2 separate regions of the Homo sapiens genome follow, and region 1 is linked to region 2. A link is a loop called in an ENCODE intact Hi-C map of the cell type or tissue named here. Cell type or tissue: gastrocnemius medialis. All regions are shown on one strand.

Evidence for each region. Peaks named below come from ENCODE experiments on the same cell type or tissue, not always from the same donor. Only the 100,000 strongest peaks of a DNase experiment are listed, where the experiment ranks them.
Region 1: a loop joins it to region 2, with 3 times the contacts of the local background. A loop is called at or near these places in 3 of 110 quality-filtered maps.

The regions. Positions count from the first base shown.
Region 1 is chr15:76,329,200-76,331,699 of GRCh38, reverse strand. No RefSeq gene overlaps it. Among named protein-coding and RNA genes, the nearest start is that of ISL2, 6.3 kb to the left of the region's middle. In gastrocnemius medialis, a CTCF peak has its summit at 1,197 (motif pointing right); a DNase peak (open chromatin) is centred at 1,267; H3K27me3 peaks cover 476 bases.
Region 2 is chr15:76,149,941-76,152,440 of GRCh38, reverse strand. The region is part of intron 3 of TMEM266 (transmembrane protein 266); the gene reads right to left. Among named protein-coding and RNA genes, the nearest start is that of TMEM266, 91 kb to the right of the region's middle. RefSeq lists enhancers at 146-776, 1,072-1,161, 1,532-1,621, 1,245-1,823 and a silencer at 2,097-2,360. In gastrocnemius medialis, CTCF peaks have their summits at 1,087 and 1,297 (motif pointing right); a DNase peak (open chromatin) is centred at 1,320; H3K27ac peaks cover 1,284 bases.

The DNA of each region.
Region 1 (2,500 bases), 180 kb before region 2:
AGCCAGGTGTGGTGGCGCATGCCTGTAGTCCCAGCTACTCGGGAAGCTAAGGCATGAATCACTTGAACCCGGGAGGCAGAGGTTGCAGTGACCCAAGATCGTGCCACTGAACTCCAGCCTCGGTGACAGAGAGAGACTCTGTCTCAAAAAAAAAATAAAAATAAAAATTCAAGACAGCAATGGCAGAGCATCAAATCAAGTGTGTCTTACCCCTCCATGCACAGGGTTTCTGTGAAGTTGGCCCTGCCTCTGAGACAGGTCCTAATACCATCTTTCAGCCACTGAGAAATAAATAAACTAATATCCTTCACAAGTTAACACAACTAGTAAAGAGATGGGACTGCGACTGAGACTCAATCCCACACCCCACAGCTGTCCGTGAGACTCAGACCCACACCCCACAGCTGTCCATGAGACTGGTTATGAACCTGTGGTACTTGAGTGTGTCCAGATGGGAATAGTTTTGTTTGTTACCTGGGTTATCATGGACATATGCCAAGATGATTCTGTATTAAAACCAACCAACCCATAATCTATAGTACTCTTGTCCTGAGGGGATCAATGGGGAGTAGCCAGTGGGGAGGAGATAAAAAGACCACATGGGGTCATTACACGAGGAGGAGAAAAATTAACCCTTTAAAAATATATATATGGAGCTGGATGCAGTGACTCCCTCCTGCAATCCCAGCACTTTGGGAGGCCAAGGTGGGTGGATTGCCTAAGCTCAGGAATTCAAGACCAGCCAGGGCAACATGGTGAAACCCCATCTCTACTAAAATATAAACAATTAGCCAGGCGTGGTGGTGCACACCTGTAATCCTAGCTACTCAGGAGGCTCAGGCAGGAGAATCACTTAAACCCAGGCGGTGGAGGTTGCAGTGAGCCAAGATAGCATCATTTCACTACAGCCTGGGTGACAGAGAGAGACTCCGTCTCAAAATATATAAATATAAATATATATATAAATATATAAATATATATAAATATATATATAAATATATATAAATATAAATATATAAATATAAATAAATATAAATATAAATATATATATATATATATGAAGGCTGTCATTTCTTTCCAAATCACATTCTGAGGGTAGCCCAGGGATACCCTCCCAGGCCCAGATCTTAGGAAGGGATGAGGCCATGGGAAGGAGCTGTGCCCAGTGGCTTTGGGGGAAAGCTGCATTTTCCTCATCTTTCCAGAAGGGGGAACCCAGGCTGGCTAGCATGGCCTGGGAGTGGTTCTGAGCAGTTTGGCCAAAGGCACTGGCATATTCCCAGCCATGGCGCTTACCTTCTAGTGTTCTGCTTTCTTCTAGAAGTACTTCTCCTCTTGCCGAGATCCAGGTCCTGAGCAAAATGACAAAGAAAGGGAAGGAAGGAGGGACCGACGGAGCTCTAAAGGGAATGGATTCCCTGAAGCAGGACTGGGCGCCTTTTTTGCAGAGAGGCCAGCCTCTTGCCAAATGGGACAGGTTTGCAGCAGAGGCCCTGGATGGACGAGTGCCCTTCACTGAGACAGGCAGTAGTAGAGATGGGAAAGATGAGGCAGGGAGGTGCAGGTCGGCACTGTGAAGAGGCTGCAGTAGAGCCATGAATGACCTGGAGCTACCATAGGACACAAAGCGGGGGTGGTGCACAGAGCAGGGTGAGGAGCCTGTGGTGTCTCTTCCAAGCCTTGGAGGATAAGCTGGATTCTTCCAGACACAAAAGGAGCAGGAAGGTCTCCTAGGAAGAGGGAACGGTCTGGCAGACAGAAGGAGGCAGTGTGTGAATCAAGTGCTTTTGGGGGAAAACGTGGGCAGCTAGGAGAGGCTGGAGCCAGAGGTGACTATGGGCAGTGGCACAAGCAGAGTCATGGAGACCGGGAGAACCCATAGCCACCCCAGGCAGGCCCACATGGCCGGACGGTCAGGGAGGAAGCAGCAGGCACGAAAGACAGAAAGGGATATTTGGGTGAGCATGGGAAGCCCAAGTGCCACGCTGAGGAGCTTGGAGGTGATTCTCTTGGAAAAGGGGAAACCTCCCATTGCCTGGCTGAAGAGATTTAAGTGGGGAAATGGATGAACACAGCTATGCCGGGGAAAGAGGAACACTTAGATGTGACAAGCAAGACAAGCAACAACAAGGACATGTGTCAGGAGGGCCGGGAGGAGATGGGACCGAGGAGGATGGTGCGCATGTTGACTTGACGAGTGGCTCCCCTCTCTTCCCCAGAAATGGGCGGGACAGGGGCAAGGCTGGTTTGGGGGAAGGGTGTGAATGGGCGATAAATTAATCTCAACCATTGACATGGGGTGAAGGAAGAATTTCTATTTGTAATCCTGAGGATGGTGGAAAAGAATACCCCTTACTTGTGACTTACAGATATTGTTAAATATATTGAAAAATACATCTGGGTTGACATCCAGTTAGCAAGATTCCAGGGAACAATGCTGCTTTGTGAATTGTACCATCCCAGAGTGGGAGTGACTTCAGGTTTTTCGCTGTGCTCCAAT
Region 2 (2,500 bases):
GCCAACACACAGCACCCAAGAAACCCGAGGCAGCTGCACAATCAGGCCTGTGCCACGCTGCTCTGGGCCTGTCCTTTCATTCTCACGCCAGCTCAGTTGTCCCCTGCCCACACTCTGCCCTCAGCGACCCACCCCTCCACTGTGCCAGTCTGGGAGTGAGTTCGTGCAGGTCTCCTTGTTGGGGGTACCACTTGCATCTTGCTCTGTGCACCCCCTCCTCTTGGTAACCCCAGGGCAAGGCACATGGGGGTGACTCGACGGAAGTGGAAGGACAGAAGACCACTGTCAAGGAAAAGATGGTACCCAGGGGATACAGTGGCTGGTGAGGCCTGGCTGCCTTGGAGCAGGGAGCCATGGAGACTGGGGGTGGGATCTGCCTCCAGGTCAGTGGATCTCAGCCCAGCTGCACACTAGAGCACCCAACAGAGCTCTTAAGAACTCCAATGCCCAGGCTGCACACCAGACCTCCTGAACAACAACCTCTGCGGGAGGACCCAGGCCTCCTCAGATGACTCCAGTGTGCAATCAAGGTGGATGGAAAACCGCTGTTCCAGGTCCTCGATACTCAGTGGAATCTACAGAGCAGCAGCAGCAGCATCACCTGGCGCTTGTTAGGAATGCGGCGTCTCAGCCCTTCCCCGTGCTTGCTGAATTTGAGTCTGCATTTCAATGAGATCCCAGGTGCTTTGGGTGAGAACAAATGCTTCTGGCGGCCTACTAAGAGGTAACAGGTATCTCAGAAAGGTAAAGGGGGTATGGCAAAGGGAGTTTGGGAGTAGGAGAGATGAGACAAAGAAGGCAAGCCAGGGTCAAGCAGCCCTGGAGCATCAAGGAAATAGTGCAGGCAGGCTATGTGTGTGGGGTGGGGCAAGAGTGTTCAGGTAGGTTCTGGGCTCCTTCCTGAAGAGCAGAAACACAGGGCAGGGCTGCACTAGACTGCAAGACCACAGACCCCAGGGCTCCAGAACAGGGCCCTGGAGGGTGGGTTGGGGGCTGGGAGGCTGGGCTGAAGCCGCAGGCTTTTGGTTGACCAGTGTTTGAAAATCCCAAGCTGCCAATAAAATTTCATCTGAAATTCAGATGACTCGGACATTCCTAGAAGACTGTGTTTTAGCAGTGAAATAGAATGTGACCAGTTTCAAAAGATTCCTGAGTGGTTCAGTAATGACTCAAGGGGCTTAGTGGGCCAAAGGGGAAATCAGCGTTGACTGTTTAATTAGAGAAGGTGCTTTCCTTCTGTCTTCAGCGTCGGCCCATCAAGGCCCCAGGGCTGGTTCTCAGGGTGGTGTTATCCCCAGAATTGCCACGAGAGGGCAGGCGTTTCCCAATGTCCTGTCTTGGTGCTGCTGTAGGGAGGGTACAGCTCCAGGGGCCCGGCTTGGGCTGCCAGAGTCTGCAAATACCAACAAGCAGATGGCATGTCCTGGCAGGTGGGCGAGTATTCTACCATAAGGTAGTCACTCTTGAGGCCTCAGAGAAATCCTGGGGTGGGAGGGGAGGCTGAGTACCTTCACTGCTTCTGCTTCATAGTCTTAGGTGTTTGCATAAAAAATTCAAAGAATAAATTCTAGAATATGAAAATGAACTGACAAACTTCCGGCAGAGGCTTTATATGCGATAAAGCCACAGGGGTGACCTGGAAGGAGCTGGCTCAAGCCACTGCTCTGTCAGGCAGCGTTCCCAAGCCTGGCACTGAAACAGCCCCAATCTGGAAGGGGAAGTAGAGCCGTGTGGCGCCAGGATGGGGAGGGCTGTGCTTGCTTCTGTGGGGCCTGGCCTCTCCCACCCCACAATCCACTATGCAATTGGTCTGCAGTGGCTGCCAGGCTGTCTGTGGCTGGGAGGACACGTGGTGGCAGAGAGGGGAGTGACTGCACTGAATCTCCTGAGGTGCAAGCTGGGGAGTGGCTAGAGCAGGGGGACCGTGGAGACCCTCAAGGTGTCCTAAAAGGGGCTCACAGGCAGTGGAGAGTCACGGCATCAGCCCATCTCCCTGAAGGCAGCCAAACTAGCTAACCCTGTCGGCCCTACTTTGAGATTTTCATCCTTCAAGTTCTCAAGGAAGGAGCTGAGGGAGGTGATCAAAATGAGACTGGAAGCTGCCTGGTAGCAGGAGCCAGATCGAAGCCTGGGGCCCTGGGCTTCCCCAGCTGCTGTCACTCTGCCTTCAGGAAGGCTCTGCTAGACAAGGGCTCAAAAGCTTTCTGGACTGCAGAGCTCTCCAGCAGTGGATACAAGCTATGCCCTTACACCCCCCAAATGCACAAAACTACAGCACTGTGCATAACATTCCAGGGAGTGCACGGACTCCTTGAATCTCACTGACGGATAATCTAAGGATACCCAGGCTCCAGGTTAAAGCCCCAGGATTGGGTAATTTGGGGCCCCGCCTAGCTCCACTCGTGCCAGTTCTATGATGCTGAACACCTGTGTCCTGGGTGTCACAGCTGACTTTGCCAATGGTTTTGTTGGTCAGCAAAACCCCTGGGTCCCACTTTAC